Regions from separate parts of the Homo sapiens genome. Here region 1 is linked to region 2. The links are chromatin loops, found by intact Hi-C in ENCODE. Cell type or tissue: CD4-positive, alpha-beta T cell. All regions are shown on one strand. Each heading gives the region's core, and the rest is flanking DNA. Links, peaks and the distances in the headings are about the cores only.

What was found. Hi-C counts contacts between places; a loop is a spot of excess contacts. Peaks named below come from ENCODE experiments on the same cell type or tissue, not always from the same donor. Only the 100,000 strongest peaks of a DNase experiment are listed, where the experiment ranks them.
Region 1: it touches region 2 in a loop (4-fold over the local background); 2 of 110 quality-filtered maps call a loop at or near these places.

Annotation. Positions count from the first base shown.
Region 1 is chr4:108,645,257-108,655,930 of GRCh38, forward strand. It overlaps OSTC (oligosaccharyltransferase complex non-catalytic subunit), which reads left to right and starts at 5,343. Exons shown (of 4, transcript NM_021227.4): 1 at 5,343-5,538; 2 at 10,308-10,401. The coding sequence starts at 5,400. It also overlaps the pseudogene RNU6-431P. RefSeq lists enhancers at 5,283-5,632, 6,247-6,296, 7,739-8,253. In CD4-positive, alpha-beta T cell, for the core only: a CTCF peak has its summit at 4,982; DNase peaks (open chromatin) are centred at 5,065 and 5,335; H3K4me3 peaks cover 2,111 bases; H3K27ac peaks cover 1,205 bases.
Region 2 is chr4:109,724,294-109,734,967 of GRCh38, forward strand. PLA2G12A (phospholipase A2 group XIIA) reads right to left here and starts at 5,777. Exons shown (of 4, transcript NM_030821.5): 1 at 5,309-5,777. The coding sequence starts at 5,516. It also overlaps a transcript of CFI not described here. RefSeq lists enhancers at 5,166-5,235, 5,895-6,771 and a silencer at 5,566-5,905. In CD4-positive, alpha-beta T cell, for the core only: no CTCF peak of the experiment used is centred there; a DNase peak (open chromatin) is centred at 5,758; H3K4me3 peaks cover 1,825 bases; H3K27ac peaks cover 710 bases.

The sequences.
Region 1 (10,674 bases), core at 1,115-9,114, 1.1 Mb before region 2:
AGCCTTAGTGAATGAAAGGCCATGCATAGCTTCCATCCCTCCTGCCATGGCCACTTCATCTGTAGGTCCTTTGGGCAAGGTCACAAATGGATATGGAAAGAGGCTGACTGATGTCCACAGAATGGGCCATCTTGTCCACCTAATTATAAAGATCTTCCTATGCAGAGATTGCTCTTTGGTAAGCACTCACATAAGGCACAAATATCTTTACATAGATATCCTGTAGGGATAGACCCCTACAGGAAGGTCTATCCACATGCCTCTCCTCCAGACCTCCTCAGTAATTTTCCTATTGTGTTCCTTCCCATTTTTCAACCATCTGACTAAATGATTGAACTGCCCATCAATCTAACTAAATGATTGATCTGCAATTCTTGCTGTTGCTCCTTCCAGGCAAAATGAACAACCAGGTACACTGCTAAAGTTCTGCCCAATGGGAAGATTTTTCCTCACCACTTTCCTTCAGGCCTACCACTCTCCTTCATAGTGAGGCTGTTGTGCAAAGCCATCTACTTTCAGAGAGTGCCAGCACATTGTGTGGAACTATCTGTAAATCAGGCTTTCTTCTTCAGTCAACTGGTCATAGGTTGCCTGAAGGTATAATGCCATAGATATAGGTTGAGAGAAAAGAGACAATGTGGCAGGAATGTGGGCCATATGCATTTGAAACTATTTTTTGTACAACTTACTTGTACCTTCAAGATCTACTTGAGCTTGATCTTATGCACAACGCTTTCATTTGATGATAGAATGCTGCTGTAGACACCCACGTTTATTGGATGATAGATTAGACAATGCCAAATTGTCAAATGATGGGTAGTTCAAGTTTCATGGTAGCTTGTTGCCCACGGTCAATAGTTTCATCTCTACTAAGGTTCAGTGGCAAGCCTAGAGTCATTTGTCAATGACTGCCTGTGAAATAATCTCAGTGGCAAGCCTGGAGATTATTTCTTGACAGAGGATGACATAGGTTTGCGCCAAAGCTCTAAGGCTCTGTGCTACAGTGGCTTGTCAAAAGCTTCATAAAGCATGCCTATCTACCACAGACGTTACAAGTAATACTGGATCTACTAAGTTGTATGGCCCAAGTGGCAGAGCAGTTTGCTATTGAAGAACCTTTGCTTATTCAGGATCCCAATCAAAACTAGCAGCTTATTGGATTGCTCAGCAAATACATCAAAATGGTATGACCAAATGAAGTATATGTTGCAAGTGGTCCATCCATTGAGCATTGTGCAGCAAATATCCTTTATTTTGAAAGAGCTTTCTATGTATTACAGATCACTTAACCCCTAGACATTTCCCTGAGGAGACCCTGACATTTTATTGTGCTTATTTTTCCATCCTCTGGCATGCATTTGTCCTAACAATATATCTACTGTAGTTGCTACTTAGATCACTGTCTAATGAGCATATTATCAATGCAATGTCATAGTGTGATATTCTGTGAATGAGAAGGCAATCAAAGTTCCTGCAAATCAGATTATGACATAGAGCTGGGGAATTGATATAATTCTGAAATGGAGGTGTGTTGCTGACTCTGCCAGTTGAAAGCAAACTTCTTCTGATGATCTTTACCATAGGCATAAGTAGAAACAGCATTTGCCAGAACAGCTAACAGGTGCCACGAGATGTGTTGATGTGCTCCAGCGACAAAACCACAAGTGGAATAGCAGCAGCAGTTGGAGTCACCACATGATTAAATTTACAATAATCCACTGTTGTTCTCCAAGGTCCATCTTTCTTTTGCAAGGGCCAAGTTAATTGAGCGAAATGTGGCAGAAATCACTACTCAGCATCTTTCAAGTCTTTGATAGCACATCAGCCACTGAAGTCACTTTAGATTTATTATTTCTGTAGGTAAAAGCAGTTCTACTGGTTACACTTAGACTTTCCTGCCATAAAAGCCCTCATAATATGGGTCAGGAAACCAATATGGTGATTTTTCCATTTGCTGAGTACATTTATCCCAATTGTACATTCTAGAACTCAGTGATCTCACTACCTCTGGAAGGAGAACTAAAATTAGAATAGTGATAATGGGAAACTCGTTCCATATGTGTCTCTAATATTTGAATAAATTAATTATTTTACATTGGGCAGGTTCCTATGTTTTACTTGCATAATTTTATTTCTTATTTTCATTATTTATTTGTTTATTCATTTATTTTTAGAGATGGAGTTTCTCTCTTGTTGCCCAGGCTGGAGTGCAATGGCACGATCTCGGCTCACTGCAACGTCCGCCACTCGGGTTCAAGCCATTCTCCTGCCTCAGCCTTGCAAGTAGCTGGGATTAGAGGCATACACCACCATGCCCAGCTAATTTTGTATTTTTTAGTAAAGATGGGGTTTCATCATGTTAGTCAGGCTGGGTTCGAACTGCTGACCTCAGGTGAGGAGGCCTCCCAAAGTGCTGGGATTACAGGCATGAGCCACCGTGCCCAGCCATTACTTGCATATAATTTTAAAAACAACCTTCAAAATGTAAAATAACTACAACAATAACACCAAACCCCACAATATTGCATTAGAAAGAGTTTTTATTTAGATCATGAGACATAATAGTGCTTCGTACTCATGCTTATACAGAACCTAGCGCGAAAGAACATAATTCAAGACACTGTCAACCAAACTGCAAAATGTCTTCATAAATAAAAATCCAGGTTAATATTAGTATTATTATCCTACAAAAAACAAAGCTACTAATTTCCTCTCCAACACATATTTAAATAAACAGAAATCAACAATATTTGTAGCCTTTGTAATTCTAGTTTGTTTAGAATTTAGTTAAAAACTTATTTGTGGAGCTCTCCCTCTCTTTTGGCTGGCAGAACCATTTCTGACTTCAAGGCTTTTTATTAAAATATTCTACAATGAACACAGAAAGCTTGGTAGATACCATCTTTACACTTTTTTCTTCTTTGAATATATATTTGCTTGTGCACAGTAAGAATTATTAACATTTGCTTTTATATGTAGCTTAAGATGACAGCTCTACTGCATATTATATTGTAAACTGTGTTTCTCTCAACATTTTTCCTTCTTCATCTATAAATAGAAAACCACTGAATGATTGATTATATGTTTATTTAAGGGCATGCTCTAATGCCCACTGCTATATTCATTATTTCTTTGGTTTTCAGTTACAGAGTTTATGTTATGTTTAAATAGAACATTTTTCTGTAGGAATTGTGGGTTAGGACATGGATGATAACAGATATGCATATCTTACTCATGAAAGGTCTCTTTTATACGTGGCTTATAGAATATTACAAACTCATGTTGAAAAATATTTCAAAGCTTAAGAGGTTAAAAAATAATAATGAATTGGTTCCTGGAGCAAACTTACTTTTTGGAAAGTGATAGTAATAATTTAACATATAGATGAATGCAGTGTGTTCTGACTTGGCAGTTTTATTATTTATGAAATTAATTTTTCATTTAAAAATTATATATTAATAATTTATATGTTTTCCACAATGTAGGTAGAAATTATGTGTCCCTAGTATACACAGGAAGAAGGATAAGTATATAAACGTATACCATTTTAAACGTCTTAAATCTATTTACTTCTACAGCAATTGCCTTTTAGGTCTCATCCAGTCACAGACTATACTACACTTTTTGAGTTTATTTCCCTTCCCAGGAGCCACTTTTGTCATATGTAAAGCAGTTATACTAGTATTTACCTAACAGAATTGTCATGAAGAGTATATAAGCACAAATGTAAATCACTTAACATAGTACCTGCCAAGCAGTGGTTAATTAATGTTAGATTCCTTTTTAAGCTATAAAGGAAATTTAAAAACCTTTAATCCCTATGTTTTTCCAAAGCAAAATGTTTTATTTTTATTTTTTTCTTCATACCAAAGCAAAATATTTTAATTGTTCCAAAGTGTTCCTTACTTATAAAACTGTGGGAATTTCAGAAACATTCTGCTTTACAGTGCCCAGAGAAACTTCCTACATATAAACGCTGGTTTTGGTGTAAATGCATTCATTATTGGTGTTATCATTGGCCTTTACATAACCTAAGATTCGTGTGGCTCCGTTAAGACATAGGCAATATGACTCTGGGAGAGACTCTCACTAATGAACAGTAAGGGCAGCAAGCCTCAACTGTACTTAGAATTGGATACTACAATGTTTTGATAGTATTTTCATTACCGTCTTCAAGCAATTTCTTAACAATTGAGTTGTTAGCTAATTAGAAGTGCAGAACCAATACATGGCATCCTGTAAAAATAACCACGGGCTTAGTAACAAGCAAATAAAAAAATATAAAAACATTGGCTCTATAATGTGTCAATATGCTCTGGACTTATGTAATCAGTGACTCTTAACTCTTGCTCCAAAAGGAAGTTAACATTTGTAGAGTCTTAAAAGATTATATAAAAAAGAAAAGCAAAACAGAAAACAAAAAATCTTTTAGACCTTCTAGTCCATCCCTAATGACTAATTCTCCATCATATATTTTCATCTATTTGGATTGTAAATGTTGCCCAGACCAGAGATGGCGGTGGTTCACACTAGGGTGTCAGTGGTGGAATGGTGAGGGGCAGATGAATTGGAGATATTTTGGTAGTACAGCCAAAGAGACCTACTAATATTTTGGATGCAGAAGGTTAGTAAGGAGAGAAATCCAGACGACTTTAAGATTTTTGGCCAGAGGGATTTTACCTTTTAGCGACATACAGATGACCAAGGGAAGAGCAAAGTTGAGAGGATGAGTTATTCAAAATAGTATTATGGTCACGCCAAGCTATCAGCATTAAGGCATCCCTGTAGAGATGTCCTGTTGACATTTGTGATCCAGGCTGGATGTTTAAAAAAAATTGGTAACATATTACTTTAGCAACTATTATTAATTCTTATTATTACCACGACTACATCGGGAAGTAAAAGCTCAGCAGCCTCCGGCTTTTCCTAACCCTTGAAAAAACCTCTAATATAAAAGGCATTTATATCCAAAAGTTCCCATTCATCTCCCGCTCTGGGAACCGGGAGCGCCCCCTGTCCAATCAGCTTTCAAATCCCCTGCGTCAGCGAGTGGGCGGGGCTCACCTAGATTCCTTGGCCTCCGCTTCTCCGGCTTGGCCACGTTAGAAGTCCCGCAGGTCCTTGAAGGTACACAAATCACCTATATATCCATTAGAAAAATGTAGAGTACATTATCACAATGTAAGTTTAATTAGATTAAATAATTTACAACACTTTATTCATATCATTTATTTGTTTTATTTAGTTTCTTATTTTCTTCTATGAGTATAGTAACCACCTCCGAGCTTTACGGATCTGCGGGTCCTTTCCTCGCGCACGCGCACTTGTTAGGGAGGGCGGGCCTGTTTCCGGGAGGCGCGTGGGGCTTGAGGCCGAGAACGGCCCTTGCTGCCACCAACATGGAGACTTTGTACCGTGTCCCGTTCTTAGTGCTCGAATGTCCCAACCTGAAGCTGAAGAAGCCGCCCTGGTTGCACATGCCGTCGGCCATGACTGTGTATGCTCTGGTGGTGGTGTCTTACTTCCTCATCACCGGAGGTAACTCGGGCTGTCGGGCCCGAGAGGCTGAGGAGCGGAGAACTGACCCGCCCCGGGAGGCGCGTCTGTTCCGCTGACTCTCAGCCCCGGGGGAAGCATAGCTCTGCTTTGGATCTTTTCTGAGGGTGGAGGGGAGTTCTGGGGTCCGAAGTGTTAACGTCCAAGTTTATTCGCCTTCACGCCCTGTCTTAAGAGAATTCGTGTTCTCACTCCCATTGCCTTTCTTCTCCTTCTAGCCCTCCCATCCCAGGGATCCGAGTCAAATATATTTTTCAAGGCCAAATTGTTGCTCTTTTTGTTGCTTGCCATACGTTGTTTGATAAATGTCCTGGGAAAGCCTAATTTGGCAAACTCCGTTTCCATGGTTGGTTGTTTGATAAAGGTCCTGGGAAGGTCTAATTTGGCCAACTCCGCTTCCATGGTTGGTCAAGAGCTTGTGGGACTTTTAAACTTATCTTTGTCCTGGAATCTTGGAAGAGACTTGACAATCTTTAGTTTTGTTGGCTCAAACCTAGGGTTCTGTGTTGCCTTTTGCATGACCTACAATAAATATCAATGGAATTTTCTGAAATCACAGGTTTGATAAATATTTGAGATTGGAGATGAGATTTGCAGACGATACTGTATTTCAGTGGGCAGAAGTTGAGAATTAAAAAAATAAGATAAATAGCATTACTATTAAACGCTTCTGAATTGTCTATCATCTTATTCTGTCCTTTTCAAATAGAAAATTGCAAAGGGGCGTTGCCTTATGTACTGGTGAGTTGGCAATCCGGCTAGTCTTTTCAGAGCCACTACCCTTTCAGGCCACAGTTCCAAGATTTACTTAGAACTGTGCTACTGTGTACATTTAGATTTGGGGAAGTGGTGTACTTAACTTGGAAATTATAAAATTAATTTAGATTTTGGGAAGTGGTGTACTTAACCTGGAAATTATAAAATTAAAGCTACGGATTTGGGATAGCAAAAGTAGTTCTACTTTTAAGGGAGTGGCCATATAATTGTTATTTTCATAGATGTTTTGTGAGAATAGTTGGCACTGAAGGGGGAGGATTCAAACTGAGAGAGCTGAGTTCTAGAAAGCACCTTTGAATTTACCTCCTTCCCCCAATCTAGAATAGTGAGAATTAACTTACGTTCATTTAAATAAATTACATTTAAATATTTGAGTTACATTTAAATACTTATTTGGTAACAAGATACTATCTAGCATTGCATTAGCATTAACCATTAACATTTGCTCATCAAGTTAATAGCTACTGTACTGAATAAACAAAATTTAAAATGCATGTGGCTTTTAAAAATAATAGACTTTTAAAAATAAATAATATAGAATAATTCAGTATTATTATTGAGTGCTCGCTTCGGCAGCACATATACTAAAATTGGAATGATAGGGAGAAGATTACCATGGCCCCTGTGCAAGAATGACTCGCAAATTCGTGAAGCGTTCCATATTTTTGCACAGTTCACGAAGGTCGTTGGACAAAAAAAAAGTCATTATTCAATAATAATAATGAATAATGCTAGTTTCTTTCCTGTAACCCTTACTTCCCTTGGAGTCGGATTCTTTGCGAGAAGCCTCAGTTTTCTTTGTGGCCCTCTTTTTTCTCCTGTTGATTATTGTAATGGGGAGATTCTTTGTCCCAACCATTGGGGGAAAGTGGAAAGGTTGCTTTTTAGTGGCCAGGTCTATGAGGTATCTTGTATGATGAATTGGTTTTGCCACTGGAAGGGAAGAAGTCTCTTCTAAAAACTGAGTGCACCTTTATAAATAAACTATTTGTTGCTGACAAATAGTCAGCAAATAGATACTGAGTCCCGTTAAGTTTCAGGCACTAGGTACTGGAGATAATAGAACAAAACATAAGGACCCTGACCTCCTGAAGCTTATAATGTCATAGATGAGACATATTAAATGTCACTTAATTTTTTTGTCCGTTAAAAATGTTCACAAAAACAGGCCAGGCGCAGTGGCTCACGCCTGTAATCCAACACTTTGGGAGCCTGAGCCAGTTGGATCATTTGAGCCCAGGAGTTCGAGGCCAGCCTGGGCAACATGGCGAAACCCTGTCTCTACTGAAAATACAAAAAATTAACCAGGCGTGGTGGTACACGCCTGTAGTCCCAGCTACTTGTGAGGCTGAGGCAGGAGAATTGCTTGTACCCGGGAGGTGAAGGTTGCAGTGAGCCGAGATGGTGCCACTGCACTCCAGCCTGGGCAACAGAGCAAGGCCCTGTTTCAGAAACAAAAAACAAACCCCAAAATTAGCTGAGCCTGGTGGCGCACGCCTGTAGTCCCAAGTAGCTGGGACTATGGTGCAGGAGTTTGAAGTGGGAGGATCGCCTGAGCCTGGGAAGCTGAGGCTGCAGTAAGCTGTGATGGCACCACTGCACTCCAGCCAGGGTGACAGAGCAAGACCCGACCCTCTCTCAAAAAATAAAAACAAACAAACAATGGTTATAAATACAGTGAAAGAAAAGAACAAGAGGTTTTTGAGAAACTAAAGGGAGTTGGAAGCATCATCTGGATTGGATTCGATATGATTCCTGAGGAAATGATATGTAAGCCAAAATCTGAAGAGTTCGGGGAAAGGATATGCTAGGCAGAGGGAAACGTAGGGCAAATGTGAGACCAAAAGACCAATTAGGTGGCCTTTGTAGTTGACTTAGACTATACAAGGTTTATGGTAGTGGAGATTAGGATAATATAATGAAAGATATGTTGGAAGTAGATTCAGTAGGTCTTGAATTCACTGGGTGTAGGGGAAGAATGAAGTGGGAAGGAATCTTACAGGTTTCTGGTTTGAGCTCCTGAATAGATGGAAGTATCATTTCCTGAGATTGAGAAAACAAAGTTTTTGGTGGAAAATGGTGCACCAGAGGTTGTTTTGGGGTAAAATTAGTTGGATATGTCACATGTGCAGATGGGAGTCTAGACCTGAGAAAAGAGGCCTGTGTTGAAGTTGGTCAACTAACAGACATTTCTGGAACTCCCATGAGACATTGAAGAGTATAGGCAAAGTCCAAAGTCTCTGTTCTTGAGGAGCTTACATGTAATTCTAATGGTACTGGCATTATTTGAGAGGCCTTGGCACATCACATTGAGAGTCTTTAGCACATGAAATTGAAAGCCCTGGGAGTTCATTTTGGAGAAAAGTAGAAGAGGACAGTGGACCAATCCCTGAGGGCCTCCAACATTTAGTTCTTTTATAAAAGAAGAGGCCCAATAGAGAGGTAGCAAGAAAACATGAAGAGGAGTATCACAAAAGCCATAAGAAGAGGTGTTTTTCAAGAAATTGGTTTAGTAAACTGGATTGAGTGCTTCTGAGAAGTCCCCTAAGATGAGAACTGAAAAGTGTCTATTGAATTTGACAACATGGAGATCATTGGTGACCTTAGAAAGAGCAGTATCAATGGTTGCAGAAGCCAGATTGGATTGAGTTGAAGAATGAAGGGTAAGTAAGAAAGGGGAGATGGCAAGTTTGCCTAAGTCTTCCAGAAGAAAGTCTGACTCCCTTTCAGAAAGCAAAGATAGAAATAGGATGTTAGCTAAGAGGATCTGAAGTCAAGGAGGGTTGATGTAGGGAAGGAGAGCTTGAAAATACAGGAGAGAGGAGAGATATCCAAAGGAATAAAGTCCCTGAGAGTCCAAGTGGGAATGGACTCCTGGTAATTGCAAAAGGGATCCCACATTATAGGAGGTGGGAATCTTCCTCTTTGTAGCTGGAAAGAAGGAGGTGAGGATGGATGCAGGTACCAGGTATTTGTAGATTTGGTGGGGAAAAGACAAGGGAATTCCTATAGGATTGTTTTGTCAGGCTAGGATAAGGGAGATAGGCTTGTTATGCTTAAGAAAAGCTGGAGATGAAGATGTTTGAGAACAGTGGAGAAGGTAGAGTAGATGTTGACAGTGGGAGATTGAGAAAACTATTAGTGCTGATGAACATTAATGTTAATGATCACGATGACATTATGACATAATGGTGGACATTAATGTTAATGATTATGAATCTCTAGTATTGCCATTCTGCCTGATGGCGTGGTTTTAAAATGTCTCCTTGTTTTACATTTAAGCAATTTCTCTAGTTATTTTTCAATTTATAGAAACAAATCTAAGCATATCTGAGACAATTTTTGTGAACCGAAGTAGAGCCTTTAGTTTTAAATCCCCTTTATACTAAAGTCATTCCTGAGTATTAGCAACTCTTATTGGATGAATTTCCTTTATGAAATTTGTACTTCATTTAGATATCATACAGTTTTCAAAGTAATTCTAAAACATTGAGTTGAATGTCTGAATGATTTATCAGAACTTTAGATGAGTTGGGCCACATTTGGTTATAATAATACAATCAAAGCATTCCTATTTAAAAGTAAATGAAACTTGGCCGGGTGCAGTGGCTCACACCTGTAATCCCAGCACTTTGGGAGACTGAGGCAGGTGGATCACCTGAGGTCAGGAGTTCGAGACCAGCCTGACCAATATGGTGAAATCCCGTCTCTACTAAAAATACAAAAATTAGCTGGGCATGGTGGTGGGCGCCTGTAGTCCCAGCTACTTGGGAGGCTGAGGCAGGAGAATTGCTTCAACTTGGGTGGCGGAGTTTGGCAGTAAGCCAAGTGGCGCCACTGCACTCTCAACCTGGGCGACAGAGTGAGACTCTGTCTCAAAAAAAGTAAATGAACCTTAAGAGACAATGAAAACTATAATCCTGTTTTCAAAAATTAGTAATACAATCTAATCTGTTCTGTTGTCTTTCTTATAGGAATAATTTATGATGTTATTGTTGAACCTCCAAGTGTCGGTTCTATGACTGATGAACATGGGCATCAGAGGCCAGTAGCTTTCTTGGCCTACAGGTAAAAGATACCTTTTTGAATGATTTGGTGGTGGGAAAGAAGGTTGCTGTGGTATGCCCACTTATTTAAAAATAGAGTAAAACCTATGGGATCCATGTGTATTTAGACAACAGCTGTTTTAAAATGCTGGATTCTGAAATGGCAGAAAGTGAGTCAAAAACAAGAGTATATTATTTATTTATTAAGAAATAAAGTATTTCATAATGATGTATCACCAATTTACAGTAGGGTGTCAGTTTAAACTACATTTATAGATTGTTCTGGGGGTCAGTG
Region 2 (10,674 bases), core at 861-8,860:
CTTGTATTTTTAGTAGAGATGGAGTTTCTCCGTGTTGGTCAGGCTGGTCTTGAACTCCTGACAGGTGATCCGCCTGCCTCAGTCTCCCAAAGTGCTGGGATTACAAGCGTGAGCCATCGCGCCCGGCCTTTTTTTTTTAATCAGAAAGATACTTCCCTCAATGTACATACAACAGCAGTACTTCTATTTTTCCTTCCTTTTGTATTTTATCTAAATCCATAGACTCTGATTTCAAATCTATAAAAACATTCCTGATGCTGATGATGTGTGTAATGACAGTGATACATATATATGTGTATGCATGCGTGTACATATATAGACATTTTCTCATAAGAGATAATTACCTTTGAATGGGAGAATGATCAGACACAAATGAAGTCAGAAAAACTAAAAACATGCCCACCATAGGAGAGTAAAGAGGAAGAGATAGTACAGAGAAGGACAACTGGCAAAAATGAGAATGGAGGTACAAGGAAGTAGGAGGCTGCTGTGCCAAACAGGGCTAGTGGTTATAACTGTCTGAAGAAGAAAAGTTGATAAAAATCAAGTAATAAAGAGCCAACATCTACTGTACATGAAAAACTGGATAATAACACCATGAAATAAATGCTGGTAAAAAGTTTGGCTCCCCAGTGTAAATGGCAAAAGGGGCATATGTGTATGGTTCTTTAGTTTTTTTCAAGGCAAACTCCTAATGTCATTTCTTCAGAGAGGCTTTCCCTGCTTACCCAATCTAAAATAGCACCCCCTCTCTTTCTAGCATTTATTGACCTAATTAACATTAACATTAGTCGGTTTCTATGAAGAAAGGACTTAGTCTTGCTCACCTAGAAGATATTTAGCACACAGTGGGCACCCAATAAATTACCAGATTAAAAAATGGGAAACATTCTTTGATGAAATTAAAATAATTCTTTATCCACAGCAAAAAACTGAAAACTTGGAAGTAACTAGTTTCCTGAGAAATTCTAAAGTATTTTGAAATTCTAAATTCACCTTTAAATTAAAATAGTTATTTCTGAACAAGGCAAGTTATATAGACAGTTCTTTATTAGAGGTTAAGTTGATTCAGACACCAATGTTACAAATGTATTAATATTTTAAATTTTGTTATAGTTTTATAAATGGCTAAGCATTTTAAAAATTAGCATTTCTACTGGTGCCAGTTTTTACAAATAAAGCAAAAACTCAATAATGGAAGAAACAAAATCAGAGTAACATCAAAACACCATGATGTGTTGCGGCCATTGTCCTCTAAAATTTGTAAGCGGATACAAACCAAATCCACTGTGTACAACTGCATGGAAAGACTATTCATTAATTTCCATTTTTGACTTAAGCAATAGCTCCTTCTCTTGATTGTTTATCATTTGTATGGACTGCAGAAATCTAAAGATTTTCATAGACTGAGACAAAGTTGATTATTTTCCATGTATTTTTTCTAAATTTGATGCAAATACTTCCAGATAGACCAACTGTTTTCACCTGACAGAATATGAAGCAGATGACAAGCACAAGAAGTAGTCTGCTGGGTCACACAAAGGTCTCATGGCAGAGTTTTGTAAGATTCCAACCTGCACTCCCAAACACTTGAGACTTTAAGTATTCATGATCATTAATCTCCAAAAGGTCCTTATATTACTTTATTTTTCTAGTCTGTTCACTTTTATATTTTCCTCAAATCTCCAACATCCCCATTCCCCATCTTCTCTGTCAGCTGATGACCTGGATTCCTACTTTACTGAAAAAAGCAGGCAATCAGGAGAACTTGAACATCCACCCACTTAACCAGCACCAGTGCTCATATCCTCTACCTGTGTTCCTATTAACAGGGCTATGCTATATGCTCTTGGCCAAACTCTCTAAGTATGTACTAGAAACTACCCCCTCTCACTTACCCAAGGCTATGACTCCAATAATTCTCTCCCTCGTCAGTATTTCTACTCTCCACTGAACCATTCTCAAAAGCATACAAATGTGTTATTATTTTTCCTAATGCCCGAAAACTGTTCTTTCCACGGTCTTCCCCATATCAGTTAATGGTAATTCTGTCCTTCCAGTTGTTCAGGCCAAAAACTGTGGTATCATTTTTGACTTAACTCATACCTAACTTCTAAGCCATCAGCAAATCTTTTAGGTCCTTCCTTCAAAATATATCCAAAATCCAACTACTTCTCATTACCTCTGTTGCTACCAACCTGAGCAAAATCACCCGTCTTTTGTCTGGACTCCTGCATGCGTCACCCTGCTTCCATTTTTACTCCCCCACTCCCTTGACCCCTTCTGTTCTCAGCACAACAGCCAGAGGGATCCTAGAAAACATACGTCACTGAATTAATTAATGACTTATTCATCATTCTAAAAACATTTACAAGCCAGTTTTGTGTTCTATTTTTCAAAGGAAATCGAAAAGTTTTCTTCCTTAAATCTTCCTTGCTGTCAGGGAGAAAAAAGTTGAAGAAAATAACGGATCATCAAATTTATTTCCCTAAATACTTAACTCTCAATAAGGCCTTTTTCCTACCCAAGAGAGGATGGCCAAAACTAAGGGAGCAAGTCTCCATAATGCCAGTCCCTCAGGTAAAGCAAGGACATGTGCCCTTTATTTGACCAACCTCTCCCTACCATTAACTCACTCTTTTTTTTTTTTTTTAAAGCTCTCTTGATCTCTTTCGTGCAACTAAAAATACCCCTTAATCACCATGTTTCTCCAGATTTGGGATTGTTCTGTTTGGTTCTGATTTGGTCACCTGAATTCCAAAATATAGGAAAGGTTGAATTGTTCCAGAGAGACTGCTCGAGTAACAGCAATTTTATTATTATTATTATTATTATTATTTTTGAGACAGAGTCTTGCTCTGTCACCCAGGCTGGAGGCACGGTCTCGGCTCACTGCAACCTCCACCTCCCAGGTTCAAGCTATTCTCCTACCTCAGCCTCCCAAGTAGCTGGGACTACAGGTGTGCACCACCATGCCCAGCTAATTTTTGTATTTTTAGTAGAGACGGGGTTTCACCATGTTGGCCAGGCTGGTCTCGAACTCCTGAGCTCAACTGATCCGCCCGCCTCAGCCTCCCAAAGTGCTGGGATTACAGGCATGAGCCATTACGTCCTGCCTAATTTTTTTTTTCATTGAGATCCAATTATCTATCAGTATGGTGACTTGGACTTGAAACCACATGTCCGTTAAACGTAGAGTACTTACTAAGACAAAAAATTTTTTTTCACTGAGGCATATAACATTTCTTAAATTCTCAAATTCCTTTGTGTTTTTTTGTGCCAGAGACCTTCCTCTAAACTCCAAATAGTAAATTTTGAGAAGCCTGTAGAAGATGAAAAAGATTAAAAAGAAAGATTAAGCCAGGTGTAGTGGGGGCATGGCCTATAGTCCTAGCTATTTGGGAAGCTGAGGCAGGAGAATTGCTTGAGCCCAGGAGTTGGAGGCTGCAGGGAGCAATGATCACACCACTGCCCTCTAGCCTGGGCACAGAGGGAGACCTTGCCTCAAAAATATTAACAAAAAATAAAATAAAAAGACTAAAACAGTATTTTAACAAGGCTGGTATTCATTCAACTTCAGGCATGTTTTAAATGTAAATAAACTCTAGAACCCTAGACTAATAAATTTATGAAGACGACTCCTTCCAAGTCTTCCCTATCTCTGTAAATGGCAACCGTTTCCTTCCTTTGGCTCAGGCCAAAACCTTCAGAGTCATCCTTGACTGGCCTTTCTCCTCAGGTCCATTGCACTTGCTATTCCCTCTGTCTGGAATGCTGTTTCTCCAAATAACCACATTCCCTCCCCTTACCACGTGCAGATTTCTTCTCAAATATTCTTTCATCAGTGAGGCCTTTGCTGAACAACCCATTTAGAAGAGTAAATTGCCTCCAACATGGCCCCTCGTCTGCCCTGATCAGACTCCACACTTCCCCTAATTTTACTTATTTACTAGTTTACTGCCCATCTCTCCCTCACCAGAACTCAAGCTCCACGGACAGAGATTTTTGTCTGTTTTATTAACTGCTGAATCTCAAATTAGAACAACATCTGAAGCACAGTTGGGACTCAAATATTTGTATAATGAATAGGAATGACTAAGTAAAACTGTAACATTTGCTTTAGGAAAGGCAACTATTTGATCCTTAAATTATGCACTTAATCCTCCGAACAAGTTCTACAAGAATAAAAACATCTTCATGAAGCATACGTTTAGGTGGTAACGTTTAGGCACAAATTTAAGAAGCAATGCAACATGTCTCAGCACCTGTTCAGCGCTTTAAAGTATACAAGATACAGTTCATCCTTTACTTCTATTAACATAAAACTAGAAATTATCTTGAAAATTGCAGGCAGCATGTGGCATCATAGGTTTACATGATACCAGTTCCTTTTAAGTTCACCTATACAATCAGGTTCCAACAATGAAGTCACTGGATCCCCGATTATTTTCCGCTGCCAGCATAATGAGACTCTAACCTTGGCTAATCTTATTGGAAACATGATCTCCCAACTGCTCTCTTAACATTTTCAATTTCCAAACAAAAGTCCAATATTTTTCTGACCTATTAAAATATTTAAGCACTCAAAAATGTGCTACAAAAGAACTATCTCTGCCTGAAATACTGAGTTGATTAGTACTCATACCGCCACCAAACAAATTCTCAGGTTCAAAGAGAAAGTTCAAAAAATATTAAAAGAGTAAATGAAGATAACTGTATTAACGTTAACCAACAATGAGGAGGAGGCGGGTCACTGATATCTAAGGAAAGAAGAGTTATCGGAACCCTTTCTCAACACTCGAGTACACCAAAAGTCTGTACAAAGGTCGCAAGTTATTGTCTATGGGTTTGCAGAAAAAAAACCATTTAATATCAATTATAGAGAAAGTTAATACGGCATGGTTTTTAAATTCTCAGTTTGCTTCGCATGTTCATCCAATTTACAGAAGCAAAAATGAGCTAAAACCAGTCTGTTCCACTCTATTCCCATGATTCCTACGTCAGTAAGTTCTTCGGCAACTTGGTGCAATTGAGGGGGGGAAAAGGTAATTCAGAAGCAATGCAAATGGGACGGGGGGTACACCTCTCCGTTAGAATGTGACCTCTCACATTCTAACAATAGTGGTGCGAACTTGTACCCAGCTTGCTCAATCACTAGAACGGCAAGATTCTAGCAGTGGTTAAGTTTTTCCACAGCCGAAGGACACCGTCAAGGTCTGCCTTGCATCTGTCACTCACACCTCCAGGATCTCCGTCACCCCAATCCCCCGAAAGCACGAGCCCTCGCTGGGCCCGGGTGCCCCCTCACCGTCACTGCATTTATACTGGCAGAGACCGTCCTCGCCTCCCAGGAGGTCCAAGGCGGCGTTCAGGTACGTGTCTATCTTATGAACGCCGTTCCGGATGGTCTTCAGGGTGGCTCTCCAGTCGGTGGTCTGGGCCTGCTCCTGGCACCTGACAACAGCGGCCATGAGGAGGAGCAGGAGGGTGAGCGCGGGGCGCGAGAGCAGGGCCATGCGCGCAGCGCCGGGCTCTACGGGTCCCCGAGCCGCGGCGCGGGGCGCGTCCCCACAGAGTCCCCAGGACGCGCTAGGCAGCGGCGCGGGCCCCGGACTTGGCAGCAGCCAGCTCCATATCCACGCCTCCTTCCCGGCTGGCCCTCAGGATCTCGCTGTCTTTACGTGAACCGCCTCGGGCAGGCAGCGCCGTCGCGGGGACGCGCCCGCTCACCTGGACCAGCGCGCCCGCTCACCTGGGCCAGCAACCGTCCCCTGTGCGCCTGCGCCGGAGCACGGCGCGTCAGCGGCGCACGGGAGGGGCGGGACGCGCAGGGGTGGGGCGGGGCGGGGGCGGGGTTGGGGGGGGCGGGGAACCGGGGGAGGGGCGCGCGGGGCGGGAAACGGGGGCGGGGCCTCCATGCCCACGTGGTCTCCGCGGCACCCTCCCAAGACCCTTGGTCCTGGTTCACAAGAGAACCTTAAAAAGTACCCAGGCCTGAGCCCCTTTTCTAGGGAGCCTGATTACGTTGTCCCAGGTGGCAGTGGGCGTCGGTATTTTTTAAGAAAGCTCTCCGGGCTGTTAACCGTGAAGCAAGAGTTGCAGAGCTAACCCCGGTGGCCTAACCTGACCAGTCGGGGCTCAGCACAGTAGCCCCGAGAGACAAGCTTTTCTGGGTGTGGACAACATCGGAGAAAATAACCCCTGTGCCCCCTCGCAGAGAGCGCTGCGAGAGGTCCAGCTGAGTTTCCGGCTTGAAGACGTGGTTCCATTGGCAATGTGGGCAGAGTCCGGCTGTCAGCTCGCAGAGCAGGGCTTTTCCTCCTTGCGTCCTCTCCCGGTCCTCCAGATCTGCTGTGGCCGCGGTTGGGGGAGCGGGATCTGGAAGATGCCAACCCATGCCTTGGCGGTGCCTGACTCTAATCAGGACGAGCTAAATGCTAGTTTAGACTTTCCGGAAAAAGAAAATGGGCCAACATAAAAATCATAAAATTCTCCCCTGGTAAGGAAGAAACAGTAGTGTAAACTTAAATACAGTAAAAAGTAAAATAAATCTTAAGGAAGTCATTGTTTTTCTACTCAAGGGATTTTGTAACTTGATAGTTACAGTGACGTTTGTTTCTCTGTACCTACCACCCTGCCCCCAGCATTGTGCGGGATCCATAAATAACTATTGCAGTAGTACTTTGTATCAGTTGTAAATATCTGGTTATCTTAGTATCACAGCAGTTTCCAAGAATTTTACAGTAAGATCCAGAGCAATGTTGAAAGTATTGGGCAGACCAAGCGCGGTGGTTTACGCCTGTAATCCCAGCACCTTGGGAGGCCTGGAACTCCTGAGGTCAGAAGTTCGAGACCAGCCTGGCTGACATGGTGAAACCCCATCTCTACCAAAAATACAGAAAATTAGCTGGGCGTGGTGGCGGGCACCTGTAATCCCAGCTACTCGGGAGGCGGAGGCAGGAGAATCACTTGAACCCAGGAGGTGGATGGATGTTGCAGTGAGCTGAGATTGCACCACTGCACTCCAGCTTGGGGCACAGAGCGAGACTCTAAAAAAAAAAGAAAGTGAGTAAGTATTGGGCATAGGTGTGTCCTTTCTATAAGAATTACCAATAAGTTCTAGGTTTGGCCTTTTGTGTTTGTTACAAACTAAATGAGCTTATAATAAACGTTCAGTGCACAGTTCATAAAAATTACATCCCTCTTTATTGAGTGCTTACTATGTGCCAGGCACTTCATGAATATGATCGCTCACATTCAGAACACTACTTTACAAGGATGCAGACTTTGGGCAAGTTAGAAACATAGAAAGGCATTCCTCCCTACAAACAGGGTAGCCCAACAAACGGTGTAGCTCCTGGCTGGAGACTGCCTGCACTTCACTCAGCCCCTCAACCAGGAGTCTTGGGCAGTGATTAATTCCTACCACAATGGAGAAGGGGGAAGAATGTTCCCTGGAAGGTATTATTATCTTCCTCTTTTACAATAAAAGAGTCGAGGTGAGAAGTCATGTGACAGTATCTACTCCAAACCAAGGCCTCTGTCTTCACAAAATACCACAGATATTTTTATTTTTTAATTTTTAGACAACACATTTCAATACATTTTAAAAAGGGAACTTAGAATCATTGTCTTAGCTTTCTGGAACATTGGTTTCTCAGCTCCAAAGTATGAAAGTTGGACTAGATTACCTCTGAGATACCACCACCTGAATCCTTAAACCAGGCTTGGTTCTTACAACTCCCTAGTCCAGGGACAAGACTTTCAAAAGAAAGGATAGAATGTAATAAAATAACCTAGTTCCAGCCCTCAGTTATGACCCAAAGCCTCTCCTTTCCCCCACTTTCTCTATTTATTTACTTCTTTGTGATCTCATCTAATTTCTTACACCTTAACTACAGCCTATACTCTGAGGAATCAGACGTAGTTTTCTTTGTCTGATCTCTCCTTAGGGATTAAATTCTCAAATGCCAGTTCTTCTGGCTTGATGCAGCTGTTCTCTTTCTCTCAAGCAAATCTTTCCACTGTCTTCCCCATGAGAATCACCACCATTTTTGTAGAAAACAAGACTCTAAGTTTTATTTTCACATTCTTTTCACATTTAATCATTATATATTTGTTGTTCTGCTGCAGTAATTACAAGGTTTACGTTTTCCTCTTAATTGATGCTGTTAAATACCAGGGATCTGCACTGACCACAGACTATCTGTATAATTTGTAGGGCTCAGTGCAAAATAAAAATACAGAGCCCCTTGCTCAAAAATTAAGAATTTCAAGGTGATGGCCGGGTGCGGTGGCTCACGCCTGTAATCCCAGCACTTTGGGAGGCTGAGATGGGCAGATCACGAGGTCAGGAGATCGAGACCATCCTGGCTAACACGGTGAAACCCTGTCTCTACTAAAAATACAAAAAGTTAGCTGGGCATGGTGGCGGGCACCTGTAGTCCCAGCTACTCGGGAGGCTGAGGCAGGTGAATGGCGTGAACCCGGGAGGCAGAGCTTGCAATGAGCCAAGATCGTGCCACTGCACTCCAGCCGAGGCCACAGAGCAAGACTCTGTCTCAAAAAAAAAAAAAAAAGAATTTCAAGGTGATAACAGCAGAGCATTAAAATAAGTACAGAGCCCTTTTGACTGTGGGGCCTTGTGCCACTACACAGGATGCATGCTCTGATTTACCATATCATATAAATTTTTTTTTTTTGAGTCTGGCTCTGTTGCCCAGGCTGGAGTACAGTGGCACAATCTCAGCTCACTGCAACCTCCGCCTCCCAGGTTCAAGCTATTTTCCTGCCTCAGCCTCCCGAGTAGCTGGGATTACAGGTGCCCGCCACCACACCTGACTAATTTTTTGTATTTTTAGTAGCAATGGGGTTTCACCAAGTTGGCCAGGCTGGTCTCGAACTCCTGACCTCAAGTCATTCCCCTGCCTTGGCCTCCCAAAGTGCTGGGATTACAACATGAGCCACTGTGCCCAGCTCATCTCACGTAACTTCTAGATGACCCACTTCCATCTTTTCTTCCCAAATTTTGGCATAAACTGTTTGAAAAGAGCCTTCTTTACAGGACACTTTCATCTAACCAGCAAAACCTGTTATTTTCATGACAGACATCATTAGTTGCAAATCCACAGCTGTGTTCCAGGTCTTTCCTGCTAGAGAGTGGCTAGCTTGTCTATATATACTTTGTGGTGGGCAGAAGCTGAAGATAGGAAGTCAGTTATGATACAGTAATCTAGGTATGGCATAAGTATGGCTTGGTCCAGGAAAGGAGCAGTGGAGGTGTGAAAAGTGGTCATATTCTAGATGTAACTTGATGGTAGAGCAGAAGGGATTTGCTGATGGACTGAATATGAGAGAAAAAGAGGAATCAAGGATGGCATTGAAATTTTGGCCTAAGCCACAGGATAGAGAGAGTTCTAACTGTCAGAAATGGGGAGAATTGTGGAAGGAGAGGGTTTTGCGGGAAAATTTTAAAAATAAATTTCAGTCATACCATATCCAAGAAGCTTATTCTGAGTCTGCAGTTCAGCATAAAGGTTAGAAACGCATTGGGAAGTTGTCAGAATAGAAATGGCTTTTAAAGTCATGGGGCTTAGCTGGGCGCAGTGACTCATGCTTGTAGTCCCAGCACCTAGGGAGATCAAGGCTGGCAGATCGCCTGAGTCCAGGAGTTCAAGAGCAGCCTGGGTAACATAGCAAAACCTTATCTCTATAAAAAAAATACAAAAATTAGCCAGGCATGGTGGTACATGCCTGTAGTCCCAGCTACTTGGGAAGCTGAGGTAAGAGGATCCTTTGAGTCCGGAATGCAGAGGTTGCAGAGAGCCAAGATTGCGCTATTGCACTCCAGCCTGGCAACAGAGCAAGACCCTGTCTTAAATAAATGAATAAATAAATAACATGGGACTAAATGAGATCCTCTAAAAAGTGAGTGTACACAAAGAAGCAGAGCAAGGTCTAAGTCTTAGGAGGTCAAGGAAAAAAGAACAAAGGCGCTTAAGAAGGAGCAGCCAAGTGCAGCAGAAGTGGAAAAGTGCTATATTCTGGTGTGTCAAAGAAAGACAGAACCACCCATTCTGCTGATATGAGGAAGGTGAGGGCCGGATATTGACTACTAGATTTAGTAACTTGGGGGTTATTGGTGAACTTCACAAGAGTCTCATTGAAGTACTAGGGAGAAAACACAGTTGTAGTCAGAGGAAGAAAAGAATTAGAAATGGCGATTACAGGCAGGACGCAGTGGCTCATGCCTGTAATTCTAGCACTTTGGGAGGCCAAGGCGGGCAGATCACACGGTCAGGAGTTCGAGACCAGCCTGGCCAATATGGTGAAATCCTGTCTCTACTAAAAATACAAAAAAATTACCTGGGCGTGGTGGCAGGTGCCTGTAATCCCAGCTACTCGGGAGGCTGAGGCAGGAGAATTGCTTGAACCTAGGAGGTGGAGGTTGCAGTGAGCTGAGATCGTGCCACTGCACTCCAGCCTGGGCAACAGAGCAACAGTCTGTCTAAGAAAAAAGAAAAGAAAAGAAATGCAATTACAGTGAATATCAAAATAAATTATGAAAATATAAAATATACTATATTTGTGCTTATTCTTGTCTGAATGATATATTAATAAATACCTTGGAATGGGAGATTCTGGGTGGCCAAGACTGGCTTTCTTTTCTTTTCT